2 separate regions of the Homo sapiens genome follow, and region 1 is linked to region 2. Evidence: read pairs that join two places in POLR2A ChIA-PET (ENCODE). Cell type or tissue: A673. All regions are shown on one strand.

Evidence for each region. ChIA-PET counts read pairs that join two places held together with the same protein. Peaks named below come from ENCODE experiments on the same cell type or tissue, not always from the same donor. Only the 100,000 strongest peaks of a DNase experiment are listed, where the experiment ranks them.
Region 1: POLR2A ChIA-PET joins it to region 2 with 7 read pairs; 2 of 35 experiments call an interaction of 5 or more read pairs at or near these places.

The regions. Positions count from the first base shown.
Region 1 is chr16:21,126,234-21,134,233 of GRCh38, forward strand. DNAH3 (dynein axonemal heavy chain 3) reads right to left here. Exons shown (of 62, transcript NM_001347886.2): 9 at 1,454-1,579. Among named protein-coding and RNA genes, the nearest start is that of DNAH3, 21 kb to the right of the region's middle. In A673, no CTCF peak of the experiment used is centred here; no DNase peak of the experiment used is centred here; H3K27me3 peaks cover 997 bases.
Region 2 is chr16:22,349,569-22,357,568 of GRCh38, forward strand. It overlaps CDR2 (cerebellar degeneration related protein 2), which reads right to left. Exons shown (of 5, transcript NM_001802.2): 3 at 133-281. Among named protein-coding and RNA genes, the nearest start is that of CDR2, 21 kb to the right of the region's middle. RefSeq lists an enhancer at 7,703-7,782. In A673, no CTCF peak of the experiment used is centred here; DNase peaks (open chromatin) are centred at 4,203 and 7,933; H3K27ac peaks cover 1,237 bases.

The DNA.
Region 1 (8,000 bases), 1.2 Mb before region 2:
CCCCCAGTTTCTAATTCCCAGTGGAAACCACTGGCCTTTTCATCCTATTGCATCTTTTCTCTGATCGCTAAAAAGGTACTACTCTAGCAACCAGAGAAGCACTACTACTGGTTGTAGTCATAGAGGTATGAGATTTATTGAGCAGCTATTATGTGCCAATGATAGCATCTACATTTTCTCTGCTAAAGAAAACCCATCTGCAGGTATTATTATCACTGTTTTACACAAGGGAATTTCTCTGGCTGTGGAGGTAGTCTTGCAGGCATTTGCAAAGGAAAAAGGAATTGTGTAAATGTATGAAACCCTTTTGCCTTGAAATCTTGAGGCCGTTTATCTGGACTATCTGAATATAAGTCATTCAAATGCATTCCCCTGTAACACAGCAAGGTCTAAAGCAGGGGTCCCCAACCCCTGGGCCATGGACTGGTTGTAGGAACCAGGCTGCACAGCAGGAGGTGAGCAGCAGGTGGGCGAGCCAGCTTCATCTGTATTTACAGCCGCTCCCCATGGCTTTTTTTAACCGCCTGAGCTCTGCCTCCTGTCAGATCAGCAGCGGCATTAGATTCTCACAGAAGCGTGAACCCTACTGTGAACTGCACATGCGAGGGATCCAGGTTGCACACTCCTTAGGAGAATCAAATGCCTGATGATCTGTCACTGTCTCCCATCACCTTCAGATGGGACCATCTAGTTGCAGGAAAACAAGCTCAGGGCTCCCTCTGTTTCTACATTATGGTGAGTTGTAGAATTATTTCATTATATATTACAATGTAATCATAAAAATAAGGTGCACAGTAAATGCCGTGTGCTTGAATCACCCCGAAACCATCCCACTGGCCCAGTCTGTGGAAAAACTGTCTTCCACAAAACCAGTCCCTGTGGCCAAAATGGGTGGGGACCGCTGGTCTAAAGGATTCGAGGAGGAGGAAATGGGGGTGACAGCCTCCCAGGGAATGGTGATAGGGGAATTTCAAGAAGGCAGAGGGAGACCAGGCATGGGGCAGAAAGCAGCTGGACATGAAAAAAAGAGGACACGAGGCCAGGCGCGGTGGCTCATGCCTGTAATCCCAGCACTTTGGGAGGCCGAGGCAGGCAGATCACAAGGTCAGGAGATTGAGACCAGCTTGGCTAACACAGTGAAACCCTGTCTCTACTAATAATACAAAAAAAAAAAAAAAATAGCCGGGCATGGTGGCATGCACCTGTAGTCCCAGCTACTGGGGGCGCTGAGGCAGGATAATCGCTTGAACCCGGGAGGCAGAAGTTGCAGTGAGCTGAGATCACACCACTGCACTCCAGCCTGAGTGACAGAAAGAGACTCTGTCTCAAAAAAAAAAAAGACACGAAAGGATGCCAGTGGGACAAACCCCAGGCTGGGTACCAGCTTCATTTCAGAGGGTTTTCAGTCTTTAAGATACCATGGTGCAGCCCCACTTGGAGGGCAGATACTGACTTGTTGAGAAGAGTCTGGTGTGCCTCCAGGCAGTGTTTCTGGATCACATCCCAAAATTCCTGAGGCTGCAGAGGCAATTTTCCCGCTAGTATTTCTGCTGTTCGAACAAACCTGAGGTCTCTGAATCTGCCAAAAGAGAGGGAGAAATTTCCTAAGCTAAAGAACGCTTAATAACAAATCCCGCAGGACAGGTTCCAAGGGTGTGTGTTCACGTTTCTCAATGAAAGTTAAGCAGAATCAAATGAATTACAGGATATGGGAAAGATGCTGAGGAGGATATGGGAGGCTGAGGAGGGAGGAGCTAAGTCCTAAAGAACGCTTGCAGGGAGGAGACAAATGAGGTGACCCAAGAGTGCTCCTGAGCCTTAGAGATATGCCTCACTCTGCATAACCCATCAAGAAGTGGGGCTGTGGCACCAGCTGGAGACTCAGCTGGCTGAGAACTTGGGTATCAAATGGACGAATCAATGTTCTTTACAACAGTGAAGACCCAGAGGCCAGGACCAAGCAGAACATCTTCATCATCAAATGGGATTCACCCAAGCCTCTGGGTGAGCTCTTGAAGGTAACTTTGAGGACTGCTTTGATTTAAAACAAAGAGTTTATGGATCCCAGCACTTTGGAGGCTAAGGAGAGAGGATGGCTTTGAGCTCAGGAGTTCAAGACCAGCCTGGCAATATAGTGAGACATCATCTCTCCAAAAACAAAACAAAACAAAACAAAAAAGGCCGGGCGCGGTGGCTCACACCTGTAATCCCAGCACTTTGGGAGGCTGAGGTGGGTGGATCACAAGGTCAGGAGTTCAAGACCAGCCTGGCCAAGATGCTGAAACCCCGTCTCTACTAAAAATACAAAAAAATTAGCCGGGTGTGGTGGCGGGCGCCTGTAATCCCAACCACCCGGGAGGCTGAGGCAGAGAATTGCTTGAACTCGGGAGGTGGAGCTTGCAGTGACAGGAGATCACGCCACTGCACTCCAGCCTGGGGGACAGAGCGAGACTCGTCTAAAAAAAAAAAAAATAGACGCGCTGGGTGTGGTGGTGCACACCTGTAATCCCAGCTACTTAGGAGGCTGAGGCAGGAAGATCGCTTGAACCCAGGAGGTCAAGGCTACAGTGAGCCCTGATTGCATCACTGCACTCCAGCCTGGGTGACAGAGCAACACCCTGTCTCTACAAAGAAAAAAAAAAAAAAAAAAAGCTTGTGGAGCCAAAAAAGCCTCTTTAAGCCCTCTAACTCCTGTCACTGTGAGGGTGAAGAAAGGCCAACCAGTGAGAAGAAATGAGAGTTTTCTCCACTACGAGGGGTATCCTTTTAACACCTAAGTCAGATTCTATCTGCTCCAAACCCTCCAATGACTTCCCATTTCAGAGTAAAAGCGTGCCTAGTGACTGGGGCCCACTAGGTGCTCTGCACCCTATGCCATCTCTCTTGCTCCTGTCCTGCCTGTCACCTCCCCCCCTCCCCATCTCCTCTCCTACCCACCTCCGTGACTCACAGTGTTCCAGGCACGCTCACCTCATACTGTTTCCAGGCCGTGCCCACCTGCTGCTGCTTGGGTCCTGTGCACAAGCTGTTCCCGCTGCCTCCAATACTCATCCCCTCGACTTCTATGGAGCTGACTCTTCACCTTCCAGCCTTGGCTCAAATGTCACCTTCACAGTAAAGGCTACCCATGGCTGGGTGTGTGGTTGTGCAGGATCTGCCCCTTCCAAAGGGCCAGAATGGGTGAGTGCTCTGCTTGTCAAGAAATGCACCCTGGGGCTGGGTATGGTGGCTCACTCCTGTAATCCCGGCACTTTGGGAGGCCAAGGTGGGTGGATCATTTGAGGTCAGGAGTTAAGAGACTAGCCTGGCCAACATGGTGAAACCCTATCTCTACAAAAAAAAAAAAAAAAAAAATTAGCCGGGCCTGGTGGCGGGTGTCTGTAATCCCAGCTACTCAGGAGGCTGAGGCAGGAGAATTGTTTGAACCTAGGAGGCAGAGGTTGCAGTGAGTCGAGACCGCACCACTGCACTCCAGCCTGGGCAACAGAGCAAGGCTCTGTCTCAAAAACAAAAACAAATGCACCCTGGTGTTAGGCTGCATCCATCCCATTAGTGGACAGGGGTAGCGGGGAGGTTTGTTAGATTCAAACAAGTGTTTTATGGGCAAGCAGCCCCACCCCAGCCCCACACAAACCACACTCCCTATCCCCATTACTCTGGCTAATTTTTCTTTTCATAGTACCCATCACCTTCTAACATATTATATAATTTATTTACCTAATATATTTATTGTCTGTTTTCCCCCTAGAAAAATGAACTCACTTCTGTTCTCTACTACACTAAAACAATGCTTAGCACATAACCAGGACCTGGCACCTATTTGTTAAATGAATGAATGAATGAATGACTAAATAAATGAAAAAAAAAAAAAAAAAACAAATGAACTCACAGTTTGGAAGCCAAGAGACAGAAGAGCCTTTGGACCTAATATATATTTATTTTCTATCTTATGCTTGAGTGACACCTCCTAGAACTATTGATGCTAGAGTTGTCCAGAGTATATCGGTAGGATAGAGCGGCTGGATAAGGAAGAGCGGAAACTAATAAAAAGCTCTCATCAAGCCCTCCACTTTTTTTTTTTTTTTTTTCTTGAGACAGGGTCTCACTCTGTCACCCAGGCTGGAGTGCAGTGGCGATCTTGGCTCACTGCAGCCTCAGCTTCTGAGGTTCAAGCAATTCTCCTGCCTCAGCCTCCCAAGTAGCTGGGACTACAGGCACACACCATCACGCCTGGCTAATTTTTGTATTTTTAGTAGAGACAGGGTTTCACCATGTTGGTCAGGCTGGTGTCCAACTCCTGACCTCAGGTGATCCACCCACCTCAGCCTCCCAAGGTGCTGGGATTACAGGCATGAGCCACCACGCCCAGGCTCTCATTGCTGATTTTTTTGGTTCAGTTGATAAAATTCTTCTAAATGATTTCAGTTCACTTTGGTGCTGCTGTTGCTGGCATAATCTTCCTCAGGGAACCATGAAAAGCAAGTGGTAAAAAGCCTTTCTTCTCAGTGAAGCTATAGGCTCAACAATTTGCCGTCTTTGCTACGAGATCAATTTAAACTCAGGTACATGTGATTATCTATTATCTTCTGAACTTCTTTATGAAGTTTCTGGCTATTCATCCAGCTCTAAGACTGACTTCCTCACTAGTTTCTATGTTAATTTATTTTTTTAGCTCATAAACACGCTTGTACTTAAAGCAATACCTTAATTTGTTGAGCAATTACTGTGTGCCAAGCAGCAGTCTAAGCACTTTCTTTAGCTAACAACTCCAGGAGGTAGGTATTGTTATGATGATTCCCATTTGCATGTAGAACACAGGGTCAGACTAGGCGGTGGCTCATGCCTGTAATCGCAACACTTTGGGAGGCTGAGGAAGGAGGAATTCTTAAAGCCAGGAGTTCAAGCCCAGCCTAAGCAACCTAGAGAGACCCTGTTTCTACAAAAAATGTAAAAATTAGTCAGACATGGTGGCATGCACCTATAGTCCCAGCTACTTGGGAGGCTGAGGAGAGAGCCCAGGAGTTTGAGGCTGCAGTGAACTCTAATCATGCCACTGCACCACACCCTGGGTGACAGAGCAAAAGCTTGTCTAAAACAAGAAAGCAAGCAAGAAAGCAAGAAAGAAACAGGGTCACAGAGGAAGGAAGGAAGGAAGGAAGGAAGGACAAACAGGGTCAAAGAGAAAGAAAGAAGAAAAGAAAGGAAGAAAGAAAGAAGGAAAGAAAGGAAGGAAGGAAGGAAGGAAGAAAGAAAAGAAAGAGAGATGAGAGAGAAGGAAGGAAGGAAGGAAGGAAGGAAAGAAAGAAAAAGAAAGGAAGGAAGGAAAGAAAGAAAGGCCGGACGTGGTGGCTCTTGCCTGTAATCCCAGCACTTTGGGAGGCTGAGGCAGGTGGATCACCTGAGGTCGGGAGTTCGAGACCAGCCTGACCAACATGGAGAAACCCTGTCTCTACTAAAAATACAAAAAAAAATTAGCCAGGCATGGTGGCACATGCCTGTAATCCCAGCTACTAGGGAGGCTGAGGCAGGAGAAATGTTTGAACCTGGGAGGCAGAGGTTGCGGTGAGCCAAGATCGCGCCATTGCACTCCAGCCTGGGCAACAAGAGTGAAACTCCATCTCAAAAAAAAAAAAAAAAAAAGGGGGAGAGAAAGAAAGGAAGAGAGAAAGAAAGAAAAGAAAACAGTCACAGAGGGATTAATTTCTCTCAAATTATACTATTAATTAGTAACAGAACAAGAACCAGAATTCAGATCCCATTCTATAAGTTATTACTTTATATGGTTCCACTTAGTTAGAAAATTACTTCTTTTTTCTCAATGTCCTGACTGCTGACTGGTACTTCCAATGCTTTAGAAAATTGAATTCAGTTCAAAGAAAAGAATACAGCTATTTCTTTTCACTGATGGGCTCTGTCCTACGTTGACTTCACCCCCTCAATTCCTTTTTAAAATACAAGCAAAACTAAGGATTTGAAAAACAAGTAGGTTCTCCAAGCCACAGGGCTCCCTTAAGACTGAACACGTTCAAAGCTAGAGATCCTCCCAAAGCAAAATACATGAGCTACTAATAAGTTCGGCCAATCAAAGTTAAGTAAGCATATCTGCCTCTAATTTTTCTAATACAAAACTCAGATGGGGGCAGCTCATCATTTCATTAGCCTGGCCTTTCAGTGAACTCCGGTGTCTTCATCCTCTCACCAGGATGTGTACCTTCTTGAAGGGCTCACTAAAAAAACCAGAGTCTTCCACCTCCAGGCTCACTGCAATTGATGCATAGATAAAACAAATGTCGGATAGCCATCCAATGGATTAGTATGCCGCCATAAAAAGGAAGCACTCACTACTGATACAAGCTTCAGTGTGGATGAAGACTGACAATATTGTTCATTGAAAGACACCAGACACAAAAGATCATATATTGCATGATTCCATTTCTATAAAATGTCCAGAATATGCAAATCCATAGAGACAGAAAATCACTTAGTGGTTGGGAGGAAATGGGGGAAGGTGAGAATGCGGAGTGACTGCTAATGGGTTTCTTTTTGGGGTAATGATAATACTCTTGAATTAGACAGTGGTAAGGATTAAACAAACTTGTGAATATATTAAAAACTTGCATTGTGTACTTTCAAAGGGTGAATTTTATGGAATGTGGATATCTCACTTTTTTTTAAAATGAAAGAATGAAAAAAGGTGGCTTCTGTCTCATCTGGACTCCTACAATTTTTTTTTTTTTGAGACGGAGTTTCGCAAATTTAATTATTGATAAATATACCTGAGAGATCACTGCTTGCCAGCCCTGTACTGGCACTGAGTTACATAAAGGAATAAGACCGTCCGGGCGTGGTGGCTTACACCTGTAATCCCAGAACTTTGGGGTGCCGATGTGGGTGGATTGCTTGAGCTTAGGAGTTTGAGACCAGTCTGGACAACATGGTGAAACTCCGTCTCTATCAAAAAATACAAAAAATTAGCTGGGTGTGGTGGTGTGGGTCTGTGGTCCCAACTACTCAGCTAACTTGGGAGACTGAGGTGGGAGGATTGCTTCAGCTTGGGAGGAGGAGGTTGCAGTGAATCGAGATTATGCCACTGCACTCCAGCCTGGGTGACAGGGTGAGATTCGTCTCAAAAAAAAAAAAAAAAAAGGAATAAAACCCAAGCCCGCACACACTTCATAGGCTAAAGGGAGACAAATAAGTAAATGTTCTATTATAACCAAGGGTGAGCTGGGTGCGATGGCCCATGTCTCTAATCCCAGCACTTTGGGAGGCTGAGGCTGGCAGATCACCTGAGATCGAGAGTTCGAGACCAGCCTGACCAACATGGAGAAACCCCATCTTGACTAAAGATGCAAAATTAGCCAGGCATGGTGGCGCATGCCTGTAATCCCAGCTACTCGGGAGGTTGAGACAGGAGAATCGCTTGAACCCGGGAGGCGGAGGCTGCAGTGAGCCAAGATCGCGCCATTGCACTCCAGCCTGGGTAACAAGAGCCAAACTCTGTCTCAAAAACAAAAACTGAGGGTGATGTTGTAATGGAGGTAATGCCAAATTAACAATTACTGGTGCTTAAGTTATATTAGATACTGTTCTAAGTGCTTTGGATGTAGTAAGTTATTTATTCCTCTTATCAATCCTATGAAGTGGAAACTCTTATTAACATTATCGCAAATTTAGAGGTAAAGGAAGCAAGGCACAGAAAAGTGATGCGACCACATATATGCCTGTAAAGCAGCAGAGCTAGGAGTTAGACCTGAGCAGGCTGGCTCCAAGTCTGTGCAATTAAGCAGGATATTCCAGTGCTTAGAGACAGGCACAGGGTGCCCTGGGGACACAAAGGAGGGCCACGTAAGCCTGCAAGGAAAGGTGTCACTTATAATTCACATGCATATTTGGCCTAGATTTTTTTTTCTTTCATTTCTCTATGCTGTCAGGGCTACCCCCACTGTGCACAGCAGAATAGGCTTGCTTACACGTGGATGTGGTCAAGAAAGGGAATG
Region 2 (8,000 bases):
CTCCATTCTCCAAAAAGAATTAAATTAAACCTTATCCCATATTGACCCAAACCCACTGCAGCCATGTTCTATTCTAGTTTATACTAAAGAACTTCCCCCTAGTCCTTCCTTGTCAGATTCTAGAAAATTTACCTCAGAATCTTTTGCTGTGAGGCCTTGCTGTCAGCAACTAGCTTTTGATTTGTTTCTTCCAGTTCCCTTGCTGTGACGTCTAATTGTTCATAAACCTTTGCATGTTGTTCGTTCATCTGCCGTAGAAGTTCCACTTGCTTCGTCAGATACTGTAAGAGAAGATCAGGACCAGGTGACACAAACAGATAAGATACCTGCTGTTTCTTGGCTGGCTGCGGTGGCTCACGCCTGTAATCCCAGCACTTTGGGAGGCCAAGACGTGTGGATCACCTGAGGTTAGGAATTCGAGACCAGCCTGACCAACATGCTGAAACCCCGTCTCCACTAAAAATACAAAAATTAGCCAGGTGTGGTGGCACACGCCTGTAATCCCAGCTACTTGGGAGGCTGAGGCAGGAAAATTGCTTGAACCTGGAAGACAGAGGTTGCAATGAGCCGAGATGGCGCCATTGCACTCCAGCCTGGGCAACAAGAATGAAACTCCATCTCAAAAAAAAAAAAAAGATACCTGCTGTTCTGCTGTTCCAACACCAATTCTCCGATTGTCAGCACCAACTCTTGTTGGGGTGGGGCTGACATAGAGTCTCCATCTCTGGGCTCACTGGCCTCCCAGCACTGCCCAGAAGCTCCTTTAGACCCATTTCAGTTTTCTCCAGGTCTTCTCTCACATCAGCATGATTGATTCAATTATTGGCCATTGGTGACTGAACTCAAGCTCCAACCCTTCCCTCTATCCAGAGGTTGTGGGGCTGGGACTGATAGATCTAACCCTCTAATCATGTGGTTGCCTTCTCTGGTGACCAGACCTCAACCTATCAGGAAATTCCAAGGGTTTTAGGAGTTCTATGCCAGAAACCAGGGACAAAGACCAAATATATAATTTTTATTATACCACAATACCATATGTTTATTTTAAGAAAAGAAGAAATTAAACTCCCTGTCTTCATAAGAAATGAGCACAGGCTGTCCTTTATATGCTTAGCTCCTCTAATGCTCACCAATACCCCAGTGCATTGTGAGGCTAATTTTCCAAAGCATATACCATGCATAAAATTAATATTCAACTAAAAAATCTAAAGTGAGACATAACAATCCCTTAAGACAAAAAACATGGAACATGTGATCAAAGTTTAAGCAAAAACATCATGTTTAACAGAAATAAAGCCTAACGTGGAGGATTTTTAAAAAAAATTATACTCTAAGTTCTAGGGTACATGTGCACAATGTGCAGGTTTGATACATAGGTATACATGTGACATGTTGGTTTGCTGCACCCATCAACTCATCATTTACATTAGGTATTTCTCCTAATGCTATCCCCACCCCGACAGGCCCCAGTGTGTGATGTTCCCCACCCTGTGCCCAAATGATCTCGTTGTTCAATTCCCACCTATGAGTGAGAACATGCAGTGTTTGGTTTTCTGTCCTTGTGATAGTTTGCTGAGAATGATGGTTTCCGGCTTCATCCATGTCCCTGCAAAGGACATGAACTCATCCTTTTTTATGGCTGCATAGTATTCCATGGTGTACATGTGCCACATTTTCTTAATCCAGTCTATCAACTGATGGACATTTGGGTTGGTTCCAAGTCTTTGCTATTGTGAATAGTGCCGCAATAAACATACGTGTGCATGCGTCTTTATAGCAGCATGATTTATGATACTTTGGGTACATACCCAGTAATGGGACTGCTGGGTCAAATGGTAATTCTAGTTCTAGATCCTTGAGGAATTGACACCCTGTCTTCCACAATGGTTGAACTAATTTACACTCCCACCAACAGTGTAAAACGTTCCTATTTCTATGTGGAGGATCTTAATTTGGAAAAAAAAATCAATCTCTTTCTCTGAATGAGGCATTCTGGACCAAAAAAAATGAAAAGTATGTTGCTTTGACGAGAAATATATTTTAGCTTAATATGCTTCAAAGACTCCTGTTATTTTTAATTTTATGAGAGTTTTATCACCATTATCCTCCTTATTCACGAGAAATTTATCAGATGATTTATTCTGGTCCTGCTAAGACTGCTTCCTAAATGGCCAAGGATAAAGGGGAATAATCCCAACCTTAATGCCGCAGTGTAAGTCACCTTGATTCCCTCCCTGCTCAGCTCTACCTGAAGACACTAAAACACAGTATATATTCCAAAGGAAAAAGTCACAGTATTTCCCTGGACAGAACCAGAAAGAGGGGAGAAATGGTTTGAAGCTTACTGATGATCAAACTGTAAAAGACTCAGAACTTGACTTTAAAAACACTCTTCTTGGCCAGGCATGGTGGCTCACACCTGTAATCCCAACACTTTGGGAGGCCAAAACAGGCAGATTGCTTAAGGCAGGCCAGGAGTTCAAGACCAGCCTGGCCAACATGACAAAAACCCACCTCTAATAAAAATACAAAAATTAGTCCGGCGTGGTGGCACGCGCCTGTAATCCCACGTACTCAGGAGGCTGAGGCATGAGAATCTTTTGAACGTGGGAGGTGAACGTTGCAGTGAACCGAGATCGTGCCACTGCACTACAGCCTGGGTGACAGAGACTGTCTCAAACACAACACAACACACTCTTCTTGAGGCTTTTTCTACAACTCTAGAAGGATTTGCAAGGCTAACAAACAATGGGCTAAATGACACTCAACGGGCCCTTAAAGTGTTGAAAAAAGCATATATGGCTTTTTTTTTTTCAAATCCATTTACATAACTCAGCAGCAAAGAGTTGAACAAACACTTAACCTAACTTCAACTTTCTCATCTGAAACTCTTGAAGTCAAAAGTGTTTTGGAAAATTCTTTAAATTTTAGAAAGACAACATGGCGCTCATACCTGACACACAGCTGACACCTTATAATACCTGTGAGGTCTGGGCAGCACCCTGTAATCAAGCATTAATATTTCTGCATCAAAAAGTATGAACTAAGACTATAAACAGCCTCACATCAGTTCAGGTAAAGATCTACTACCAAATGAATCTGTTGCAAATTTAAGGGGAAAAAAAAAATCTTGCTTTATAGAGCTTTTTGAGTTCGGAATTAGTAAGTGGATCTGTTAGTACCTACCATGTAGAACTGGCAGAATTAAATGAGAAAGGTGAGCACATGGCACGGTCTATAAAAGCCTGTGTGTAGTCTTCACTGCCTCAACTCCCACCAGCTTCTTCTGGTCCTTTGGAAATCAACCACTAATTCTCATGCGTGAAGCTTTCTCAGAACTAAAGGAGTAGGCCCTTAATCCTGCCCTCGGGCTAGTAATTCCATAGTAGGTTCTTGTCATTGATGGGAACATGTTCAATCTCTTAGGAATTGATGAGATTCCACAGGAGCGGAAAAAAGGCTTAGAATCACAAGAATATATATATAATAGCTGCAGAAATGTTTCAAGCTTCTTTATATCAAGTATAAATTATCAAGTATTCTTTAGGACTCAGAACTACCTTTAAAAAGGCTAATGCATAAGCCAGACATTAATTTATTAATATACAACAGGAACTGTTCCTGCCCAGTGACAAGAATATTCACATCCTCTATTAGGACACAGCTGCCCCACAAAGGGCATGTGAAAGGCCGATTCATGAATGAGAGTCTCTGGTAGACATGGGATCAGAGGAGTCTGATGGGAGGCAGTGGTATAGTAGCTAAGAGCACAGGCTTTGGAGTCAGAACCTGGTTTGAGGTCTTGCTTTGCTGTTTAGAACTGGGTAACCTACAGCAAGCACATTTTTCTAATGTGAGTTCTCCTCATCAACTACTTCATAAGGCTGTAAAGATAAATATGTGTGTGGGAGAGACTGGACTATGTCACCCCAAAGCATGCGTCTTTGGCATAAAAAGGTTCCTGCCTCCTCCCTCTCTACCAGGGAGAACAAAGGTTAACCACTAACAACTTTAGACCTTTATGGGCCAGAAGACAGCACCAGAGGAATCCACACTAACAAGCTTTGCTAACGGGCCTTTATCACCACTTACTTGCCTTCCCACAAGTTCTGCCCCTAGACAAAGTTCTTCCCCTTTGTCTTGTCACTTCTCTAAAAAATTACCATTCTTTGTTGAAGATACTACATAAGCTGGAATTCAAAGCCACCTCTGAGAATGACTCATCCCCTGGGTATCTCCCACACATATAAATGAAATAGATATGTTAGTAAGCTTGTTTTTCTCTTGTTAATCTGTCTTTTGTTGCAGGGGTCCTTTCCAACTAAGCACTCATGAAGGTTGAGGAAAAAAATATTTTTCCTCCCTGACATATACAAATATATAATTTACAAAAACGTTAATATATGTAGAGAGCTCAGCATGAGATCTGGCAGATGGTAAATTGCTCAATAAGGAGAAGCTACTGTCATCTTTATTTAAAGCTACAGTTTTCAAACTTTACATGTGCTAAGATTCACCTGGAAGAAGATTTATTAAAGTGTAAGAACCTGGGTCCCTTCCCCTCAAACGGCTGAGACTGGAGTAGAGCCAGGATTCTGCATTTTTAGCAACAAACCCAGGTGATATTAGTACAGGCAGTCCAGAGATCACACTTAGAGAAATGTTGATCTTGGACATGGAAAATCCTGGACGTCCCCTGCCCTGACCAATGTCCTTTTCTCTTGGGTCTAGGAGACACAGGCATTCACTGGATCAATGATGACTCTTCAGCTTAATGCTCACCGTCTCCCTGCATAGGGCTCAGCTTAGATGCAGTTATCCACTAAGATTAGGTTATATTTTAACTGTACCACAGCAGCATTCATCATCATAACGCTTCACTTTGGTATGTTCTTAACAATCATTAATTCCCTGAAATTACAAACTAGTTACCTTAACCTTGCTTGAGTGATCCTTCCTAACTTCTCAGTCCAAACAAATACTGAATTTCTACAGATGGCTAATCTTATCCACTGCATTTTAAAACTTTCTATTGTGGACCAGGTGTGGTGGCTCATGCCTGTAATCCCAGCACTTTGGGAGGCCAAGGCGGGTGGATCACTTGAGGACAGGAGTTCGAGACCAGCCTGGCCAACATGGTGAAACTCCATCTCTACTTAAAAAAAAAAAAAAAAAATTAGTTAGGCATGGTGGCACACGCCTGTAGTCCCAGCTACTTGGGAGGCTGAGGCATGAGAATCACTTGAACCCAGGAGGCAAAGGTTGCAGTGAGATAAGATCACACCATTGCACTCCAGCCTGGGCGACAGAGTGAGACTATGTCTAAAAATAAATAAATAAATAAAACTTTCTATTGTGGATAATCTCAAACATATATACATGCAGAGAAATGGTTTAATGAACTCCCACGTACCCATCAACCAGTTTCAACAATTATCAACATACAGCCAATCTTATTTCATCTCTACTCTCCTACTTTCCTCGTCCTCCAATCATTTTAAAGCTAATCCAAGGCATCTCAAGTATACATCTTCATACATTTCTAGGACGTTTTATTTTAACCACAATTCCTAAGGGAAAAAAACTCAATAATTCCTTAACATCTATTACGTTTCAGCATTAATATTTTCCCAATTGTCTCAAGTGGTTTTTCCAGCTTCATTTGTTAGCTATTGATTTTTTTAAAATTTCACACTTAGGGGAGATATCTTTGCCTTTTTTGGAGTTGCCCCACTGCAAGGCAAGTGCCTCCCTCCTCTAATGCCTTTACGATCCCCTATCCGGGGGGATGCAGTTCTCCTGGCTGCTCCACCTAAGCCAGCAGTTCTTAGCCTGGGGTCCATGGATAGACTTTAGAGGGTCTGTGAACATGGATGAATTTAAAGGGTCTGAACAGCTACATCTTCATTTTTGTTAACTTCTAAATGAAATTTGACATTTCTTTCAAGTACTAATAGATCTGTTAAAATTTATAGGAGACCACTGGTTTGGACTGAGTCCCTGCCCTAGGCCCAACAAACCAAACCAAAATGGAGTCACTTGTGCTAAAGTTCCATGTCAGCAAGCCAAAGCAAAGTTGTTCATCTGACTTCTGAGAAATTAGAAGAGATAATAGCCAAGCCCCCAAACATGCCAGTTTTAGCCAGCATAAGGGACTTCCCTCTGCTTTAACCTTTACAAATAAATTAACTTTGAAACCACCCATTTTTTGTTTTCTGTTTCTGCTTTCCTCAGCCCCTGTCTATAAAACCAACTTCCTCTGCTCAGCTCATTGAAACCCTCATTCTCTAAGAATGAGGTGTTGCCCAACTTTAGAATCTCAAATAAAAGCTAATTAAGATCTTTATACTATGTTTGTCGTAATTTTTTCTTTTGACAGAGGCAATAAACCACTAGTAGTATTAGGTTTATCTGTGACTTCATCATCAACAGAAATCACAGGTATTTTCATATTGCACTATAGTTGCAGAAATCTTGATTTACTGCCTACATTCATCACTATTTGAAATCATGGTAGTTTCTAGATCTTGTTATTAAATATGTTAATACGTATCTATATTACATCACAAATTTACTTTTTTCAATATTTGACAGGTATTTCATTCTAACAGGTTTCCTTTGTAATTCAATGAATTTTAAGAGGATTATCCTAGATCTCATTAGATAATCAAAGGGATCCATGGCACCAAAGAAAGATTATAAATTCCAGTTATCCTTCTGGCCTCATTTCAAACATAACCTCTTCAGAAGCCTTTTAAGACCACTTTGGCCAGGTGCTGTGGCTCATGGCTGTAATCCCAGCACTCTGGGAGGCCGAGGTGGGCAGATCACTTGAGGTCAGGAGTTCGAGACCAGCCTGGCCAACATGGCAAAACCCCGTCTCTACTAAAAATACAAAAATTTGCTGGGTGTGGTGGCTCATGCCTATAATCCCAGCACTTTGGGAGGCCGAGGCAGGTGGATCACCTGAGGTCAGGAGTTTGAGACCAGCCTGGCCAACATGGTGAAACCCCATCTCTACTAAAAATACAAAAATTCGCCGGGCATGATGGCAGGTGCCTGTAATCCCAGCTACTCAGGAGGCTGAGGCAGGAGAATCACTTGAACCCAGGAGGTGGAGGTTGCAGTGGGCCGAGATCACGCCACTGCACTCCAGCCTGGGGGACAAGAGCAAGACTTTGTCTAAAAAATAAAATAAAATAAATAAAAATACAAAAATTATCCAGGCAAGGTAGTGTATGCCTGTAATCCCAGCTACTCTACTGGGGAGGCTGAAGCAGGAGAATTGTTTGAACCTGCGAGGCAGAAGTTGCAGTGAGCCAAGATCATGCCACTGCACTCCAACCTCAGCAACAGAACAAGACTCCATCTCAAAAAAAAAAAAGAAAAAAAAAAAAAAAAAAGAAGACCACCTTAAAGCAGGTCTAAAGCGGCAGCATTCCCAAGGTACCCTAAATTGATTTCTCTCAAAACAATACAATAATATTCAATTTTTTGTTGTTGTTGAGATGGAGTCTCACTCTGTTGCCCAGGCTGGAGGCACGATCTCAGCTCACTGCAATCTTGGTCTCCCAGGTTCAAGTGATTCTGCTGCCTCAGCCTCCTGAGTAGCTGGGATTACAGGCTTGCACCACCACACCAGGCTAATTTTTGTATTTTTATTAGAGACTGGGTTTCACCATGTTGGCCGGGCTGGTCTTGAACTCCTGACCTCAGGAGATCCACCTGACTCGGCCTGCCAAAGTGAAGGGATTACAGGCATGAGCCACCGTGCCAGGCCAGTACTGTAGTCTTCTAAGAATGGAAGGCTCTTGTGTATCTAGTCCATTCCTGACACACAGTAGGGGACAAAAAAATACTGGCGAACTGGCAGTTTCTAGACTTTTCTTCACAACAGCTTATTGTGCTTGGCATGACTCAGACTGTGAGATGTCAAGGGGGATTTAACTGAAAGGTTTTGAGAAGGGCTTTGGCTTTAGCCCTCTTGGGAAAACAGCCTA